Regions from separate parts of the Homo sapiens genome. Here region 2 is linked to region 1. Evidence: read pairs that join two places in POLR2A ChIA-PET (ENCODE). Cell type or tissue: MCF 10A. All regions are shown on one strand. Links, peaks and the distances in the headings refer to the core of each region. The heading gives the core; the rest is flanking DNA.

Region 1 (4,398 bases), core at 305-4,304:
CTGAGGTCTGGTTCCCACACTTGAGCCAAGATCAGGAGAAAGAGGCCCAAGTTTGTTCAGCTTGGAGAAGAAAAGATTGATGTGGGGTTGAATGATGACTTTGTTTTTCCAAACTTGCATTTCTATACCAGTTTTATTTTCCTGTGTTCTGAAGAGAAAAGGAACATAAATCAAAACATGAAGGATTTAAGGAAGTACAATGAGAAATCTCTCCTACCGCATAGACTGCTGGAAACTAAATACTGCCAATGCTGAAGTGGAATCTATGGATTCTGTTGTTGTTTTTATTGTGTTTGGTTTGGTTTGTATTTATTCTACAGAGGAAGGTAGCTTAGTACAAACAAAAAGGTTTTGAGTCAGGCAAAGCTTCTTGTCATGGCTTTGCCATCTGGTAACTAAATGACATTGAAATTAAGTATCTAACCCCAATAAGCCTCAGTGTACTCATCTGCAAACTGGGATAACTCCTTCCATGCAGGGTCTTGGCAATGGTAGCAATAACTCAAGCTGCAGCCATTGCTATTACCTTCCCCCTCTTTCCTCCAAGGGGAGCTTTTAGAATCTGTCATTTGTGTGACTGGGGAGAACCCTGAATTAACACAGGGAATGGGCCAAACGTTTTAAAATCTAAATGATCATTCCAATCTGAATGTTTTAAGGTATAGTTTTTCACAACTACTAACAGATATGGAGGAGGGGGTGATCTTGCCTCTTATATGTAAAACACTGGCAGGAAAAGGTACTTCCTTAACAGACTCAAGGTCTTCCCCCAAAAATTAAATAAACACATGAATTATAATTTAAAATATAACTAATAGTCCCTACAATATATAACATCTTTGAGCCACATAGTCCCAGGTGGCAGTAACCTTTATTTGCACAAGAAAGGTGATAGATACATCACGAGCGAGGCCTCAAAGAATGTGATCCTAGCACTCCCACAGTTAACTGTATAGCCCTGGACAAAGGGTTTTGCCTGTCTGGGTCCCAGTTTTCTCATTGGAATGACAAAAGTGGCTTGGCAGAGTATTATGTGCGTTAATTGGCTAACAGCACACTCTGAAGATAGGTAACACAGGGAAAGAGCTGTTTCTATTATTTAATGAATCATGGTTATTGTTGTGATTCTTCCTGTCTTCTGCGGGAGCACACATTTACACAACAGACCTGTTTTCTTTCTGTCTGGTGCAAAGTTTTGTCAGGCCCCGCAGGTATTGGGTAGAGCTATTCTCTGAGGCAAAGAGCTTCTCAGCACAGGCAGTATAGTAAGGAAATAAAAATATGGGCTTTGGGGTCAGCTAGATCTAGGACGGAACTCACACTGCTTCTTACCAAACAGTATAACCTTGGGCAAGATACTTTACTCCGTCTGAGCCTCAGTTTTTATATCTGTAAAATGGGACTAATGATGGTAATTTTCATAAGATGGCTGCGAGGATAAAACAAGGCAATGCTTATACATGAGATAATGGCCAGGGTTTAGGAGTGGTAAATGGCTCAATAAATGTTCACTCTGTTGTTATTATTATCATTGGGTCAAGCCAGGAAGCTAAAACCATCTCCCATCCCCACTGCCCCAGGGCCAGCCTATACAAACAGGCCCTACTGAGAATGAGCTTGATCAGCCACATGCTTCAGAGATGATCTGTTGGAGCCTGCTTTGAAGTGCAAAGGCTTCCAAAAGCCCCTTTGCTTTCTTGATAAGCAGTGACAATTCCAGAATTAGGGAAGGAGTGTGACTCTTGGGACAATTGCACTTGCTTAGTTCATACTGTAATTCCGTGTGAACCCATGTGAGAGAAGCCAAAAATGAATGCAGGAAAAAAAAGACTTTGGATAAAAAAGTCAAAGATAGAGACTGAGGCAGAGCCAGTCATCTGTCCACCATTTCCTATACACACCTCGCAGTTTTTTCTGGGAATGCTGTCCTCACCTGGCAAGCGTCCAAAGCCCATTGTGAATCCTAGTTGCCAAAGCCCCTCACAGCCTGTCAGTGAACCAGTCAACAGAGTTGTCGAATGCCCACCAGGCACTGAGCTGGGCACAGGTGATACAGTGAACAAGACAGACATGGTTGCTACAGCCATGGAACCTCCAAGCTAGCAGGGAAGACAAAAACTAAACAAATTATTAACATACTTGATTACAAGGTATTAAGCGTGCAAAGTGCTAGTGAGGTTCAATTATGGGAGATGAAGGGAGTATGTAATGGAGGGTCCACCTAGTCTAGAAAGTCAGAGAAGCCTGCCTGGAAGAAGTGATCTTCAGGTGAAAACCTGGAAGCTGATAGCAGTCAGCCAGGTGAAAAAAGGAAGCGAGCTGAGGTTCTGCACACACCTCTCCTTAGCGCTGCAGCCCAGTTGCCTTTCTACTGAGGTCACTCCAGAAAGCGCCAGTACTCCTGGGGCACAGTGACTTCTGCAGTACTTAGATCCTCAGCCCTGCCCAACCTCCCCGAGGTCCTCGGTCTGGTTTCTGGTGACTAAAGCAGGTTCGATAATTAACATTGCTTACTTCCTTGATTCAGCATTTCTCCAGCAAGAGGTTAAACTTTACATCATCGTTTTGCCCAATTAATCCTGGCAGGTGAGTCACTGAGACGACCCAACCCTGCCCGGGTGGAAAAGGGAGCGGCCTAGCCTGTACCTCAGACATTTTAATGTAGACACTATAGCTCTGGGAGCTGGGAGCAGGGGACATTGATATCCAAGGCCAATGAGGCCTGCAACACACACACACACACACACACACACACACACACACACACACACACAGAGATAATTCAACAAGAAAGGAAGACAAGAGAAGCAAAATAAAACAGAAGGGCAAAAGAAAGGGAAAAGCAATGTAACAGGGTAGCATTCTGGGAACAAAGAGGGTAGTATAGACATGTGGGCACAGACAGACCTTGATGGTGCAGTGGCCTCAGCCAAGTGGCTCAACCTTGCAAGACCTCAGTTTCACCATCTCAAATGGGAAAATTAATAGCGTCTTCCACACAGACCTGTTAGGAGATGAATGAGATACTCGCATACAGAAGGCTTTCTCAGCCTCAGCACTATTGGCATTTTGAGCAAGATCATTGTTGCGGCGGCCGCCCTGGGCATTGTGGGGTTTTTAGCGGCATCCCCGGCCCCTACCCACTGATGCCTGTAGCACCCACCACCACCACCCACCCACCTGTGGCAACAACAGACATTACCAAATGTTCCGCAGGGTCAAAGTTGCCTCCCGCTGAGAACAGCTGATGTGCAGAATGTAGCACAGGGTCTGGCTTGTAGTAAATGCAGAATAAAGGGCAGTTAAGTCAAGGGCTGTGTGAAAAAGATGCCCTTTCTGAATAGCCCCAGCAGACCACTCTTCTCAAACACATGGGAGAATAGAAGGGCTTTGGGGAAACCTGACACTTCCCACAGGTAGGATGGGGAGACTTGCCTGTGCCCTGTCCCTGGAAATGCGCCAAAACACGAACGCGCTCCTAGCTGGAGAAGCTGAAAGGACCTGTGCGTTGAGTGGATTGTTGGAAAAACATATTGTGCAGAGAAACATACATATGTAGTGAAAAGAAAAACAAATTGTGCAGAGAAACATACCCCCACAACAATAAACAAAGGCACAATAAATACATAATTCAGGCCCACTTTCCATTCCCACTCAGCTCCAAGAAAAAAAGGAACTCATTTTGTGACAGACCCAGTGCCACAGTCTTACATCCTCTGTGAGTATTGTTAATCGTTGTTACTTCTTTCCATTTTAGATGGAGGAACTGAGACTCAGAGAGGCTAAGTATCTAGTTCAGTTAGCAAGTGCATTTCAGAGTTTTTGTCAGAACCCAGGTCTGGCTGTCTTCCGGGCCCATGCTCTTTCCCTGCCCAAGCAGTGGGAGTAGTGGGGCATCTCACATGCTAACTCAATTGTCCCCAGAGATGATTGAGGAGAGATTCTGGGACAGCAACCAGACTCAGTGGGAAGGAATAAAGGGATCAATTATCCATGTCTGTTGCGGGCCCAGGAGTAGGAAATGGGTGCATGTGCCGTGTGTTTGCCATCCCCACATAGGCCCATCATCTGAGACTCGGTGATTCCATATCATTCTATTGGGCACTCCCTGGGGGCCATGCTGGGCTCGGGGTACATCTGGATTTGTTCAGCAAACAAGCTTCTGTGCTATTTGCTTTCTCTGCACATAAGCTGAAAATCAGGCCTTCTTCCTAAGGAAGAGTTTCTACAGAGGGCACAAAAGGGGCATGTTCTTCCATTGTTTTCATAGAAAAACAAGATATGGGCCCCTATATCACAACCCTCTGTGAATGCCTCAGGAACTTTATTTTTGATAAATGACAGTGTGTTAAGAAAAGAAAACAAAAGAAAGATAAAGAGAAAACTCCAAGAAAATTG
Region 2 (4,398 bases), core at 236-4,235, 120 kb before region 1:
ATTTATACTTTTAGAAAATATTTATTAGGTACCTACTATGTGCTTGACACAATGGTAGGTGTTAGGAATACAGCACTAAACAACAAAAGCAGAGGTAAAAATGCAGAGATTCTTGAATTTGTGGAGCTTATATTCTAGTGGAGGGAAACACAATATGTTAAATAAATCATAAAAACAGAGCAGGGTAAAGGGGATTGGGAGTACTAAACTCAGAGTGGGGTAAATTGCAACTAAAAATGAGGTGGATAGAGCAGGTCTCACTGAGAAGCACCCTTGAGTAGATGAGGGAGGGATCTAGGAGAACATGGAGGGAAGAATGTTTCAGGCAGCAGGAACAGTAAGAACAAAGGCCCTGTAGCGGGAATGTAACTAATAGGTTCATGGAACAGCAAGGATGCCACTGTAGCTGGAAGGGGCAAGAGTGGATACAGGGGAACCAGGTGGAAGATGATTGCAAACATCTGCTGCAGAAACGACAGTGTCTCAAGATCAGGAAGGGAGCTGTGGAGGTAATGAGAAGTAGGCAGATTCCAAACATATTTTGCAGGTAGTCAACAAGATTTACTCATGGTATTCATGGAGGGAGTGAGAAAAGAAAAGACTTGAAGATGATTCGGAGGTTTTTGTCCTAACAGTGGAAAGCACTGTGCTGCATTACTGAGATACACCATAGCTGATATAACCAGTCTTCTTTTTTTTTAGAGAGATGGGGTCTTGCTCTGTCACTCAGGCTGGAGTGCAGTGCTGTGATTATAGCTCTCTGCAGCCTTGAACTCTGACTCAAGCAATCCTCCCACCTCAGCCTCCCAAGTAGCTAGGACTACAGGCGCATGCCACCATACCTGTCTAATTTTTATTTATTCATTATTTTTTGTAGATACAGTGTCTCACTATGTTTTCCAGGCTGGTCTCAAACTCCTGGCCTCAAGTGATTCTCCTGCCTTGATTTCCCAAAGTGCTGAGATTATAGAATGTGATCCAATGTGCCCGGCCAAACTAGTTCTTTATAAACTAACATATAGATGACCTCTGGGTTTTCTCTACTATGACTAATTCTGCAAAAACTATACTCTTATATGCATCTTTGTGCACATCTGATTGGGTTTCCCACTAAACAATTTCACCTGTCTCTCTCCTCTGGAATGAATGAACTGAGCTGATCTAATCAAACCAACCAGAGGGGGTAGATGTGTGCTCAAGACATGCAAAGGAATCAGTGAGTGACGCCAAGTTAAACATGAAGAAGAGGTTGTCTTTTCTCTTTTACATTTTCCCTTCCTGATTCATCCTGCTCACCAATTACACTGTGCATTACAAAATCAAATAACAGCAAACATTTTTGAGCATTTAAGTGTCAGGCATGATGTTCAGTGATTTGTAAGCATTATCTCCCTTTTACCCTCATGACCACACTATAAGGCATATGCTAAAATTATGTCCATTGTATAGATAAGAAGTAAAAGGAGACCTTGGAGGGGTTTGAGTGCGCCCCCAAGGTCACAAAGGCATAAGCGACTGAACTTGGATTTGCACTTAGACAGTCTAACCTTATAGAGCTCACATCCTCAACCAGATGCATTATGCAGCTTTTAAATAAAAATCAACTCCTACATATCCCTATGATTTTTTGCCTTAGAACAAATAAGCACTGACTAAATACTTTCAGTTGCATTGACAGCAAAGATTGTGCCTAGCCCCCTAAAAGACAGTACAGGGTAATGCAAAGGTCACAGGCTTTGAAATCAACTTTTAGCTGTGTGATCTTGGGTAACGTGCTTAACCTCTCTGAATCTCAGAGACACATATCAGGGCCCTGAGAAAATGAGACATAGCACGGCTAGTTTCCTATGGAGACTTGTTTAAAAACTTCTTCAAGATGTCATATCCAAGTGTCCTGCTAGTGGCTGAAGACAGGTAGTGCAGTCCCCAGTCTCTATTGGAGAAATCTAGATCATTCTCTTCACTCTCTGGGGCCACCCTGCTAAGAGGCAGTTTCCTCTGAAACTCAGTTGCTTCCCTATCTGTCTTCCCCAAAACTTACTCCCTATCCTTCATCAGAGCTGCCACTGAAGTCACCAAAACATTGCAGCGCTGTGGAAAGAAGATTTGATTCAGAGTCAAAAAAAAAAAAAGAGCTCAGATCCCAACTTAGTTCATGAGAATTACTGTGTGACTAAAACAAACCTCTAGCCATCTCTGGGCCTCTGTTTCTTCATCTCTAAAATCATGGGTTTGAGTAAATAAACTCTGAATTCTGTATCAGGATGAACATCCTACAACTCTAACTGTGGAGGTTATGGGAAGGAAGAGAACGATGGATACAGTGAAGACAAAGAATCTGGCCTCTACCAATATTTATTGATGTGTCAGAGGCCACAATTGATTGTCTTTTTCTGGAGCAGGCACACAACTGTTGCTGATGCAGTGAAAGTCATTTTTTGCCTGAGGAAACAAAATGTTCTGGGAAATTTCACAAAAATTGCTTTTGAATTATCTAAAGAGCCACAAATTCACACCAAGCAGGGTGTTACATGAAGCCTGAGGTCCCAAATGTTGACTGTAAATACTCCTCTCTGATGAAAATTTCACAACACTTTAGAGACATGCCCTGAAGTGGTTTAACAATCAGTTGTGTCGGGAAAGGCTGAGGAGGACTCCTAACTGGAGCTGAGTGGGGTCTGACTAACCCCAGATTTGTGTGTGAATGTGGATCTCTGCCCAGAAGGGAGTGAAAACAGAGCTCTGGGAGGATGACATCCCTCACGCCAAGGATCCTCAATCCCACCCCAGGGCAGACACTAGGAAACACACAAATGTTCACACACGTACATCCTCACACCCCACCTCCACCCTCTCCTGAGAACCAGCATCGCTGAGGAAACATGGGATGGTAGATCCAGAGTAGGGCCCACAGTAACCCGGATCTGGCCTGATGGTTGATGGGATCTTGCCCCTGGAAATGGTTTTCCCTAGGCCTTAATTTTACTATCTGTAAAATGAAAGACTTGGACTTGAAGTTTTTAACCTCTGACAATCTACGGTTCCTTAATGAGATGAACACCTTCCTAACCCACTGAGGAGGTAGGTTGCCTTCCTGCAGCCTGGACTTGGCTCTGGAGCCACCAGTTTTATTTGTCACACACAAATCCTCATACCCCTTCCTTGAGAATCTCTTCCCCTGCTCCGTGTGGTCCTGGCAGGAGCCAGAAGACCCCACAGTCACAGCCACAGTGATTGGTTCGGGGTTGGACAGAGTAAGTCAGATGCTGGCCTGATGTTTCTGTTACCTATTTTTGAGTATCACACTGCTCTAAAACCTAATGACTTTAAATGACAATCATTGTATTCCCTCTCATGGTTCTGCAGCTGGAGTTTCAGCCATCTAGAGGCTGGACCAGTTGCCTCCAGATGGGATGAGCCTCACATGCTCTGTTGGTGCTGGTAGCAGCTGAGGACTTAACTGGGGCTCTTGAAGGGCGCATGGTTCTTCTCCCCTCCGTGGCTTGGGCTTTTTAGGGTGTAACAGCTAGGTCCAAAAGGAAGCAGTCCAAACAAGCAAGTCCGCATGCACCGTGACTTATCCAGCTTCTGCTTACATCATGCTGGCTAAAGTCCTACTGGTCAAAACAAGTCACACATCCATGCTCAGAGCCACTGAGGGAGGGAACGACCCAAGAGAGTGATTACCAAAAAGCATGGTTCTTTGACTACCACCAATCAACCAATAAATTACTTTTTGTACTTACACAGTCACCAAAATACCCTTGACTGATATAGAGTCAATATTGGATCTGAATTCAATTCTTATCCTTACCACTTATCAGCTATGCAGCCCAAAAGTTGCCTAGCTTATCAGAGATTCTGTTTCTTTATCCTTAAAATAGAGATAATACCCAGTAATACTGTTCTGAAAAGTAAATAACATGTAAGGCCTGAAAACACTTTATAAATCCAAATGTGTGCTATACAAATAAACATACCACAGTGACGAAGAGAGAAACTGTAAGTTTAAGGCAATTTGGTTTGTTATTCATTCATTTTTATTAGAGATGTACTATGTACACAATATATTTTAACTGCCTGTATGGTGTAGAGGGGATGCCTAAGCCCTCAAAGAATTTAGAGTCCAATAGAGGAAATTGGTATTTACATATATAACATTAAACCAAGGCACCTTCAAAAATGCTGCTTCAAGAGAGGAAATAAAGTATTATGGAGAGAGATGGAGGGAATAAATAATTCCGAGTTGCATGGACGGGGTAGGAGAGGAATGAGGACATCTTCAAGAATGTGGCACTTAACCTGAGACATAAAGAGTGTGTTGGCTTTTATATGCATAGAGGAGGCAAAATGCATTCAGGAGAGCAGTCACTAAATGAACAAAGGCTGGGAGGCATA

What was found. Peaks named below come from ENCODE experiments on the same cell type or tissue, not always from the same donor. Only the 100,000 strongest peaks of a DNase experiment are listed, where the experiment ranks them.
Region 2: POLR2A ChIA-PET joins it to region 1 with 5 read pairs; 1 of 35 experiments calls an interaction of 5 or more read pairs at or near these places.

Annotation. Positions count from the first base shown.
Region 1 is chr5:146,025,437-146,029,834 of GRCh38, forward strand. All of the region lies in intron 5 of SH3RF2 (SH3 domain containing ring finger 2), which reads left to right. The region is part of intron 1 of LOC107986458 (a long non-coding RNA gene); the gene reads right to left. Among named protein-coding and RNA genes, the nearest start is that of PLAC8L1, 78 kb to the right of the region's middle. RefSeq lists enhancers at 606-1,401, 1,402-2,195, 2,217-3,416. In MCF 10A, for the core only: no CTCF peak of the experiment used is centred there; a DNase peak (open chromatin) is centred at 2,575.
Region 2 is chr5:145,901,411-145,905,808 of GRCh38, forward strand. It overlaps a transcript of GRXCR2 not described here. Among named protein-coding and RNA genes, the nearest start is that of GRXCR2, 31 kb to the left of the region's middle. In MCF 10A, for the core only: a CTCF peak has its summit at 1,918; a DNase peak (open chromatin) is centred at 2,641.